Linked DNA regions of Homo sapiens: all the other regions are linked to region 3. The links are chromatin contacts, found by Hi-C in ENCODE. All regions are on one chromosome and are shown on one strand. Each heading gives the region's core, a stretch centred on a gene start or an enhancer-like site at or near the end of the contact. The rest is flanking DNA. Distances are from core to core; before and after follow the strand shown.

Evidence for each region. Hi-C counts contacts between places; a loop is a spot of excess contacts on that map. Pooled maps may share reads with other maps.
Region 1: a loop to region 3 is called in a map of naive thymus-derived CD4-positive, alpha-beta T cell, with 9 times the contacts of the local background. The contact joins the promoter of RBM18 here to the promoter of STOM in region 3. A Hi-C loop is called at or near these places in 1 of 168 maps with a recorded cell type or tissue (naive thymus-derived CD4-positive, alpha-beta T cell), 1 of 37 single-sample maps with no recorded cell type and 7 of 50 pooled maps.
Region 2: a map of CD8-positive, alpha-beta T cell shows a loop between it and region 3 (6-fold over the local background). The contact joins the promoter of TTLL11 here to the promoter of STOM in region 3. A Hi-C loop is called at or near these places in 2 of 168 maps with a recorded cell type or tissue (CD8-positive, alpha-beta T cell and naive thymus-derived CD4-positive, alpha-beta T cell) and 9 of 50 pooled maps.

The regions. Positions count from the first base shown.
Region 1 is chr9:122,263,422-122,266,124 of GRCh38, forward strand. It overlaps RBM18 (RNA binding motif protein 18), which reads right to left and starts at 1,419. Exons shown (of 6, transcript NM_033117.4): 1 at 1,294-1,419. MRRF (mitochondrial ribosome recycling factor) reads left to right here and starts at 1,461. Exons shown (of 7, transcript NM_138777.5): 1 at 1,461-1,517. RefSeq lists enhancers at 601-1,572, 951-2,150, 1,573-2,543, 1,719-1,878.
Region 2 is chr9:122,092,045-122,094,795 of GRCh38, forward strand. It overlaps TTLL11 (tubulin tyrosine ligase like 11), which reads right to left and starts at 1,264. Exons shown (of 9, transcript NM_001139442.2): 1 at 643-1,264. The coding sequence starts at 1,104. It overlaps LOC124902263 (a long non-coding RNA gene), which reads left to right and starts at 2,088. Exons shown (of 2, transcript XR_007061757.1): 1 at 2,088-2,128. RefSeq lists enhancers at 792-1,505, 1,255-1,444 and a silencer at 855-904.
Region 3 is chr9:121,368,946-121,371,645 of GRCh38, forward strand. It overlaps STOM (stomatin), which reads right to left and starts at 1,305. Exons shown (of 7, transcript NM_004099.6): 1 at 1,182-1,305. The coding sequence starts at 1,242. LOC102723324 (a long non-coding RNA gene) reads left to right here and starts at 948. Exons shown (of 7, transcript NR_187160.1): 1 at 948-1,021. RefSeq lists enhancers at 1,310-2,270, 1,730-1,819.

The DNA.
Region 1 (2,703 bases), core at 169-2,668, 890 kb after region 3:
CCCTCTGCTTTCCTTTCCCCCTACTTTTTAAACAAATCATTCATTCAAAAAATAAATTCACTGCTTCTATTATCTAGGACTTATCCAGTTACTGGAGTCAGAGCAGTGAACAAGCAAGGTCCCTATCCTCTGGATGCTTGTATTTGGAAGGGGAGCAGGACAAAACAAAAGCAAAATAAATAAAGAAGATATAATTAGTGATACATGCCACAAACACAATTAAGCAGGGTGATGTGACAGGGACTCGACGACTATAGATTGAGTGGAGGGAAGGCCTCTCTAAAGGAGATGACATTTGGGACTTGAATGATAGGACATTCTGATTTTCTCATGTCTAAAATCAGGAATAATACCAATAGCTATTAATATTTATTACCACGAAAAGGTACCATGTTTTACTGGTAAGAGTGCAGGCTATGCGGGTCTGGGTTCAAATCCTGACTTTTGCACCTAGTAACTGCACCTTTAGCAAGTCACATGACCTTTCTTTAAGCATCCTCTCGATAGAAAAGCTTTCCTAAACAGAGTTCCTTGTTATTCTATATCATAGCCACTTTTCCATCTTTTTCCTCCTACTAAATGCTAATTCAATGTATTACTTAATGTTTCCTCTTCTATTTCCTTCACTAGAACGTAAGCTCCCACAGCACAGGACCTTGCCAATCTTGATCACGGTTCTATTTCTAGCACTTAAGTACACTGCCTGTCTCACGGTTGGTGCTTAATATTTACTAAATGAAGCAAGCCGCTTCTCCACTCGAAGACTTAGTTTCTTTTTCCTTCCTAGAATGGGTACAATTTGTCGTCTCACGAGGTCGTTGTGAGTCTTAAATAAGACAATTTTGGTGACAGCTCAGAATATGGCTTTTTGAGGAAAGGTAAAGGGTAATAAAAGATCAAGACGGCACGGGACTATCAAAATGCTTTGCGTTTGCAATAGCAACAATCCTTTAGACTACCAGAGTTCACAAAACGCGGTTACATTTGTCTTTCCAGCTGAGCTGCAATAACTCTGGAAGCCAGAAATAGTCATCTGGGGAAAGTGCAATCCAGAGAAGAAGAGACACCTGATCCTAACAGCAAGCGGTGGGGTCATGCCTGGAACCCTGGCTTCCCGATTTCTGGCTGCGAATTCCTACAGGCGAAGGGTCATTACTCGGATTGTTATTTCCGGGCCAGCGACAGGACAATCCGGGGCGGGGCCTGAGATGCAGTCCTGCGAGGGCGGCCTCCTGTAAGACCTCTTAGCGGGCCCATCGCTGAGGTGCAGGGACATGTCGCGGCCGAACTCACCTCGTGGCCTCGGCGTGGTGCTCTCAGCTCATGCCCGGAAACCAGGTCCCGACGCCGCGGTCAGACGGACCTCTAGACGCGTCCGCCTCAATGCCGCCAGCTGCCAGGCCGCCCGTGACGCGTTAAGCCTGCGCCGCCTCCTGGCTTCGTGACGTCACGACGTCCGCGCAGCTGCGGTCGCCGCCGTCGCACGAGTCTTTCCTTAGTAACCTGGGCGATAGCTGGTGAGTGTCCTTGACAGGGCCTCGAGGGGCGCGTGTGGTCTGGGTGCCAGAGACCCTTACTCAGGGACCTCTGGGGGACCTCAGGGGACCAGACTACCGTCCCCGACCCGTTCGAGTCCAGCTTGACCTTTAAGGCTGAGGGCGGGACCTGTGGCATTGGAGCGAGTCTCATGGGGTGGGGGCGGGGCTCCTTTTACCAGCTAGGAATTTAGGGGATGCTGGAGGAACTTACTAAAGAGTAGCCGCACACTTGACGGGAACGTTTGAGTTTCAGAACAATCCCATAGGAGTAGATATTATTATCTCCCATAATGAAGAAACGGAAGCTCACATAGGTAATTTTACCAGGGTCACGCGGTCAGAAAGTGAGGGCGCTTAAATTCAGACCTAGGGCTATCCGACTCCTAAGCCTGGACTTTTAACCACCACTCTGTGCCACCCAGTGGCAAAACAGTTGTCATTTCAGTAGCCCTTCTCCATTTACTTAACCCTGACAAATAGTATTGTCATTTACGTTTTACAGATGAGACGGAAGTCCTGAGAGTTTGACCGATTTAAGGTCACGTGCCTAGGAAGTGCTGGAACCAAGACTCGGAGTTTTCTCTAAGTTTAGTGCCTTTATTTTGTTTTAAACCACACTGTTGCATTTCCCCCCATTTTGGAAAGCTTTATAGTTGGAAAGAATGAAAACCTGATCTGACCCCTTCATTTTATGGTTGAAACAAAATCTACGTAGGAGAAATCACTTGGTACAAGTCACAAGTCAGTGGTAGAGCTGCCGCAAATGCTTTTTGAATACGTGTGATTATGAATCTAAATGGCAGATGGCAGGGAGTGATAAGGTAGGCATACTGGAATCCAGATCTCTTAACTCTTAGGCAAAAGCCCTTTCTCTACCTGTTAAAGTGTCTCATTCCTTCTTTGGCCGTGCCAGGTGCATAATGATTCTGTGTATAGTCAGATACTACAAGTACCTTTCTTTACCTGGTACTGCATTTAGAGAAGAACATCATCTACTATCTCTAAGCAAAAATCTGGCAAACCAGAGACAGTGGAGGCAACGCTGGGAAGCCCAGAACCTACCATAATAGTAAGGGTAGATTCCCATCCGATTCTGGTTTACCCTGGATAAGGAATTTATCTTTCTGGACTTTCACTGATGTATTCATCACATTCACAGTGTCTT
Region 2 (2,751 bases), core at 14-2,513, 720 kb after region 3:
GAGAAAGGAGAAGGTGGTAACGTAAGTTACCATTTATTGCAGACTTGTGCTATAAAACACTAAGTAGTGAGTCTTCTAATGCTAACAAGATGATGAGATAAGTATAATTGGCCTCACTTTACAGAGAAGGTAATAGGCTGAAGAGGTGAAGCAACTTACTCAAGGTCACACAGCTAAGTAGCAAAGTGTAGTGAGACCCTAGGCCTGTCTGCCTCCAAAATAAAAAGTGTTCCTCTGCCCAAGAGTCACACAGCAAGTGCTAAACAAATATAACTTCAATGAAGAAGTGAGAGAGCGGGTCCGGGGCCCCAGGGGCTTACAAGCTGGTGGAGGAGACAGACGTACACATATCTACAAGCAGAGGCAAATGCTGATGGCTGAGACATAAAAAGAGCTGCAGGGAGGCAGAGGAGTGAGTGGCTAACTTGACCTGGAGGGGTCTGGGGGGCCCTCTTGGAGGAAGTGATTTTGGGGGGTAGGCCTTGAAGGATGAGCACTTTGCGGCTGACAAGCAGGCCCGAGCGTGGTGCACCGCAGGAGCTCAGCCCTCGCCCGCCGACCTGACCTGGGCCGTGCCGAGACCTCTGAGGTCGTCCTGTCCACCCCACTGTGCCCACGCGGCCGGGTCGGGCCGGGCCTCACCTCCTTCCACTTGAGCTGGCGGATGCTGATCTTCAGGGCATCCAGGGAGGTCCTGGCCTTGGAGCTGTCCACGGTGACCGGCCGCTGGGAGCCGTTCTCGCCGGAACCGTGGCCCGAGCTCCGCTTGCAGCTTCGGCCCTTGTCCCGGGGCTTCCCGTGCGGGCAGAGGCCCTGCACCGGCTTCGGCTTGGACGGGGGCAGCGTGGGCGGCGGCCGCTGAAGGACCTGGGTGTTCCCCTCCTCAGCCGCACTGGGCTGCGCCGGGGCCGGGGCCAGGACCTTGGGCTGCTCCTCCCCTGCCTTGCACTCCGGTTCCCCGGCCGCGCCCGCGTCCACGCGGACCTGTTCCGCCACCGTCTCCGCTGTGGCCTCGGCCTCAGCTTTGGCCGCCGCTTTGGCCGCAGCCACCGCCTCCGCCTCCCACCGGGCCGCCAGCTCGCTCTCGGAGCTGCCCCGCCGCATGGTGCTCAGGGCCGGGGCCAGTGCCAGTGCCACCGCCGCCGCCGCCGCCGCTCCGCCGCCCCAGTCCGCCACCAAACTGCCGCCGCTGCAGCCGCTGCCACGCGTTCCCCGCCCGAGCCCGTTGCCATGATCGCTCAGGCTCGGGTTGACAGCGGCAGTCACCGCATCGAGACGGGGTCCGGGAAGGGACAATCGCCGGCCGAGCCCCAGCGACCTCATAGGCGAGGCTGCCCACGTGACCCTGCCTGTCACAGAGGCAGCGGCGGCCATGTTGGAAGAGGGCAAAGAGCCGCCAGGACCCGCCCACCCCGCGGATGCGCTGGATCTCGAGGGCGCAGAACTCGGAGTGGCGAGGAGAAGCGGGAGGGCAGATTGAGCGCGCGTGGGGCTCGTGAGCCTGGGGACTGGGAGTAAAAACAACTACCTCAAGCAGGAGGCTCAGTCCCCGCCAACACTCGCTGGGATAACTCTCGATAGGACGGAGGAGGAGCCCCCCAGTGGGACCCTCCTCAGTGCAATGGATGGGACCCTCCTCAGTGCAATGGATGGGACCCTCCTCAGTGCGATGGATGTGAGCAGCCCAGGCCCTAGGGGAGCAGAGAGTGTTCCGCTGAAGAAACCCTCTGCTGGTCCTTTGAGCGCCCCCAGATAAGAGGGGAGGCACTTTTCCCTGTTCTCAGGGAGCTCCCGATGGGATGGGGAAGTCATGGGCATGGGTAAGCCCCCTATAGATTCCCACTCGAGTTGAGGATATTAACGATTTTTTCTTTTTCTTTTCTTTTTTTCTTTTTTTTTTTTTTTTTTAGACAGGGTCTCTCTCTGTCGCCCAGGCTGGAGTGCAGTGGCGCGATCCCGGCTCACTGCAGCAGCCTCAACTTCCAGAGCTCAAGGGATCCTCCCACCCCAACCTCCCGAGTAGCTGAGACTACACGAATGTACCACCACTCCCGGCTAAGTTTTGTGTTTCTCGTAGAAACGTGGTTTCGCCATGTTGCCGAGGCTGTTCTCAAACTCCTGACCTCAGGTAATCTGCCAGCCTCGGCCTCCCAAAGTACTAGGATTACAAGCAGAACCACCGCGTCTCTTGTTTTCTTTTTTGTTTTTGTTTTTGTTTTGTTGTTGTTGTTGATGTTGTTACAGAGTTTCGCTCTTGTCGCCCAGGCTGGGATGCAATGGTGTGATCTCGGCTCATTGCAGCCTCCGCCTCCCGGCTTCAAGCAATTCTCCTGCCTCAGCCTTGTGAGTAGCTGGGATTGCAGGAGCCGGCCACCATGCCCGGCTAATTTTTTGTATTTTTAGTATAGACGGGGTTTCACCATCTTGGCCAGGCTGGTCTCTAACTCCCGACCTCAGATGATCCACCCGCCTCAGCCTCCCAAAGTGCTGAGATTACAAGCGTGAGCCACCACGTCCAGCCTGACTGCTTTTACTTATATCACTTTTTTTGTTGTGGTAAAATATAACAAAATTTGCCATTTTAACCATTTTTAGTGTACAATTCAGTGGCATTCTGTATACTCACATTGTTGTGCAACCAGCACCACTATGGGTCTCCGGAACTCTTTTATCTTACCAAACTGAAACTTTGTGTCTATGAAACAATAAGTCGGGATTCCCTTCTCTCCTAGTCCCTGGGAACCACCATTT
Region 3 (2,700 bases), core at 55-2,554:
AAAGTGATACGGAGCCTGACCTATTTAGTTTCAATTTTTGTTGTTGTGGTTGCCATTATTCTCATCAACTCCTCCCTGTTACACTCTCCATTTGGGAAGATAACCTGCAACGTTATTAGTAGACAAAAAGTGAGGAATAAAGATTTCTGTAATTCCTTTGATGCTCCTGGGAAGGAACTGAACACAGGGATCCCTGGACAAGGGAAATGGAACTTATAGCTAAGATGCTGTGGATAAAGCTGGCTTTACAAATAATCAGAATAGATGACTCCAATGTCATGTTCTTTGAGGGGTCCTGGAAAGGACCACCCAGCCCTCTAAATTGCTTTCACTGCCATCCTGCCTGAAATTCCATCTTTAGAAACACTGTAATTCCTCTGGATCACTAAGAGCTCCTGAGTGGGTACCAGGACTCCTGAGAGGTCCACCATCTCTCTTTATTGGAACCCCCTCCCCAGAGTACCAGTTCCTCCACAGGGGAACGAGACTGAGCCACTTACAGCTCCTGCCTTGAAGACTGGGAAGGGAGGGTGGGGGTGAGGGTGGGAGAACTCAGGGTTCCTGGCGAGGAACAAAAGCCGGGAAGGAGAGTTCTCCAAAACGCAGAGGAAAGCGGAGGGGGAAAAATGGGGCAGAAAGTGGAGCTAGAAAGAGAGGTAAGAAGAAAGCCAGAGAGACTTCTTCCTTCTGCAAATCGGTCTAAGTTTCGGGAGGTGGGATTGGGGGAGGAGGGGGTTCACCCTGGGGCCAGGCCAGGGCTGGGTGGAGGAGGCGGCCTTCGAGAGAGTGAGTCGGGAAAGAAGGGGAGTGGGCAAAGGGTGAGATGTGGGGTCCCGGTCCCCGCCTCGCTGGCTGCCAGTTCCCTCTGCGTTTCCTAGTCCGCGTGCGTGACACGAGATAGTGCAGCCCTGGCATGGGGCTTGGCATCTGGCGGCCGCGAGATAACCAGGGCCCGTGCGATGGGAAACGTGCCGTTGGCAGCCCGCCACCCCTCCATCGTGACCTCAGTCTGCCAAACAGGGTTCGTGATGCTCAGTTTACTAGGGAGGAGCCGCGGCTTTGAGATCTCGCCCAGCCCGAAGCAGCGGAGACTGGCCAGGAGCCCGGCTGTCAGACCTCGGAGCGCACGCTGCGGGCGGGGGCTCGGTCCACGGGGGAGGGTCAGGGGACGCGGGACTCACCCTTGAAGGAGTCGGGGAGCCGCTGGGCTTCGGAGTCCCGTGTGTGCCGCTTCTCGGCCATGCTGCCCGAGACGCAGTCGCACTCCCCCGTCCTCGTTGCCAAACCCGGAGCCGCCGGGAATGCCCTGAGGAGCCAGAGGCACAAGACCCAGATTGCCGCCCCGCCCCCAATCGAGGTCCCGCCCTCGTGAGAGTTGGCCAATCAACGCCCAGGATCGAGGAGGACCCACCTCCCAATCCCCGCCCTCCTGTCCCTCCACGGCGCGACTGCTTCGCAGTCACTTCCCGCTAGTTCTGTGGGCTGAGGGGCGTGGCCTGAGGGGCGTGGCCTGAGGGGCGAGAGCCCCCAAGGCTGTGGGTATGAGGCCGGGGCCCTGCACCGGAAGGGAGGGCGGAAGCCACGGGACGTGGAGCAGATGGTGAGGATAGTGGGGAGGTAGCAGCAGAGGATGACCCGAGGCAAAAGTGCAAGTGAAGAAAAGTCGCCTTGCCGGGCAGAGGTACGGGACCAAGGCGCCTCCTCTGGGCTGAGGAGTTAGAGGGAAGAAAATGGCGCCCTGTCATGAGGGCGCGAGGTCCGAGTTGAGGGGAGAAGACTGAGGGACACAGAAGTGGCCGAAGTGAGGGCGCTGAGGTCAGCCTGAGCTGAGAGGGCCGGCAGATCACGCCGCAGCCGAAGTGAACGAACTCGAGTGAGGTGTGTTAAGAAAATCAAAATGTATAAATTTGGAAAAGGAGAGGAGGCCGGGCGCGGTGGCTCACGCCTGTAATCCCAGCACGTTGGAAGGCCGAGGCGGGTAGATCATCTGAGGTTAGAAGTTCGAGACCAGCTTGGCCAACATGGTGAAACCCCGTCTCTGCTAAAAATACAAAAATTAGCCGGGCGTGTGGCGCGCGCCTGTAATCCCAGCTACTTGGGAGGCTGAGGCAGGAGAATCGCTTGAACTTGGGAGGCAGAGGTTGCAGTGAGCCGAGATGGCCTGGGTGACAGAGCGAGACTCCGTCTCAAAAAAACAAAACAAAAAACAAAAAAACAGGAGAGGAGACTTTATTTCTTGTAAGGGGTTACAGCCTGCAAGGTGGCCATTCCGCAGGCTGGAGAATGGCCAGGACCAGAGACAGGCATTTCGTTGGAGGAGGGGTTGGAGTAGCGGCTTTATGCTGAACAGCTTGGGTAGACATGCATATTCAGCAGGTGACAGGAGGAGCTATGAATATTCATGAGGGTGGTCCTGACGCATGCCCATTGAGCAAACATGCATGTAACATACAACCCATGTTCATTTTGGAGTGAAGAGTTACCAATTAAATGTTAAATGCCTGGCCTGCATGGTGACGTCCCCATCTCTACAAAAAGTAAAAAAAAAATAGCCAGGTGGGGTGGTGTGTGCTTGCGGTCCCAACTAGTCAGGAGGCTGGGGCAGGAGGATCACTTGAGCCCAAGAGTTGGAGGCTGCAGTGATGTATGATCAGATCACTGCACTCCAGCCTGATGGACTCTAAAAAATAATAACAATAC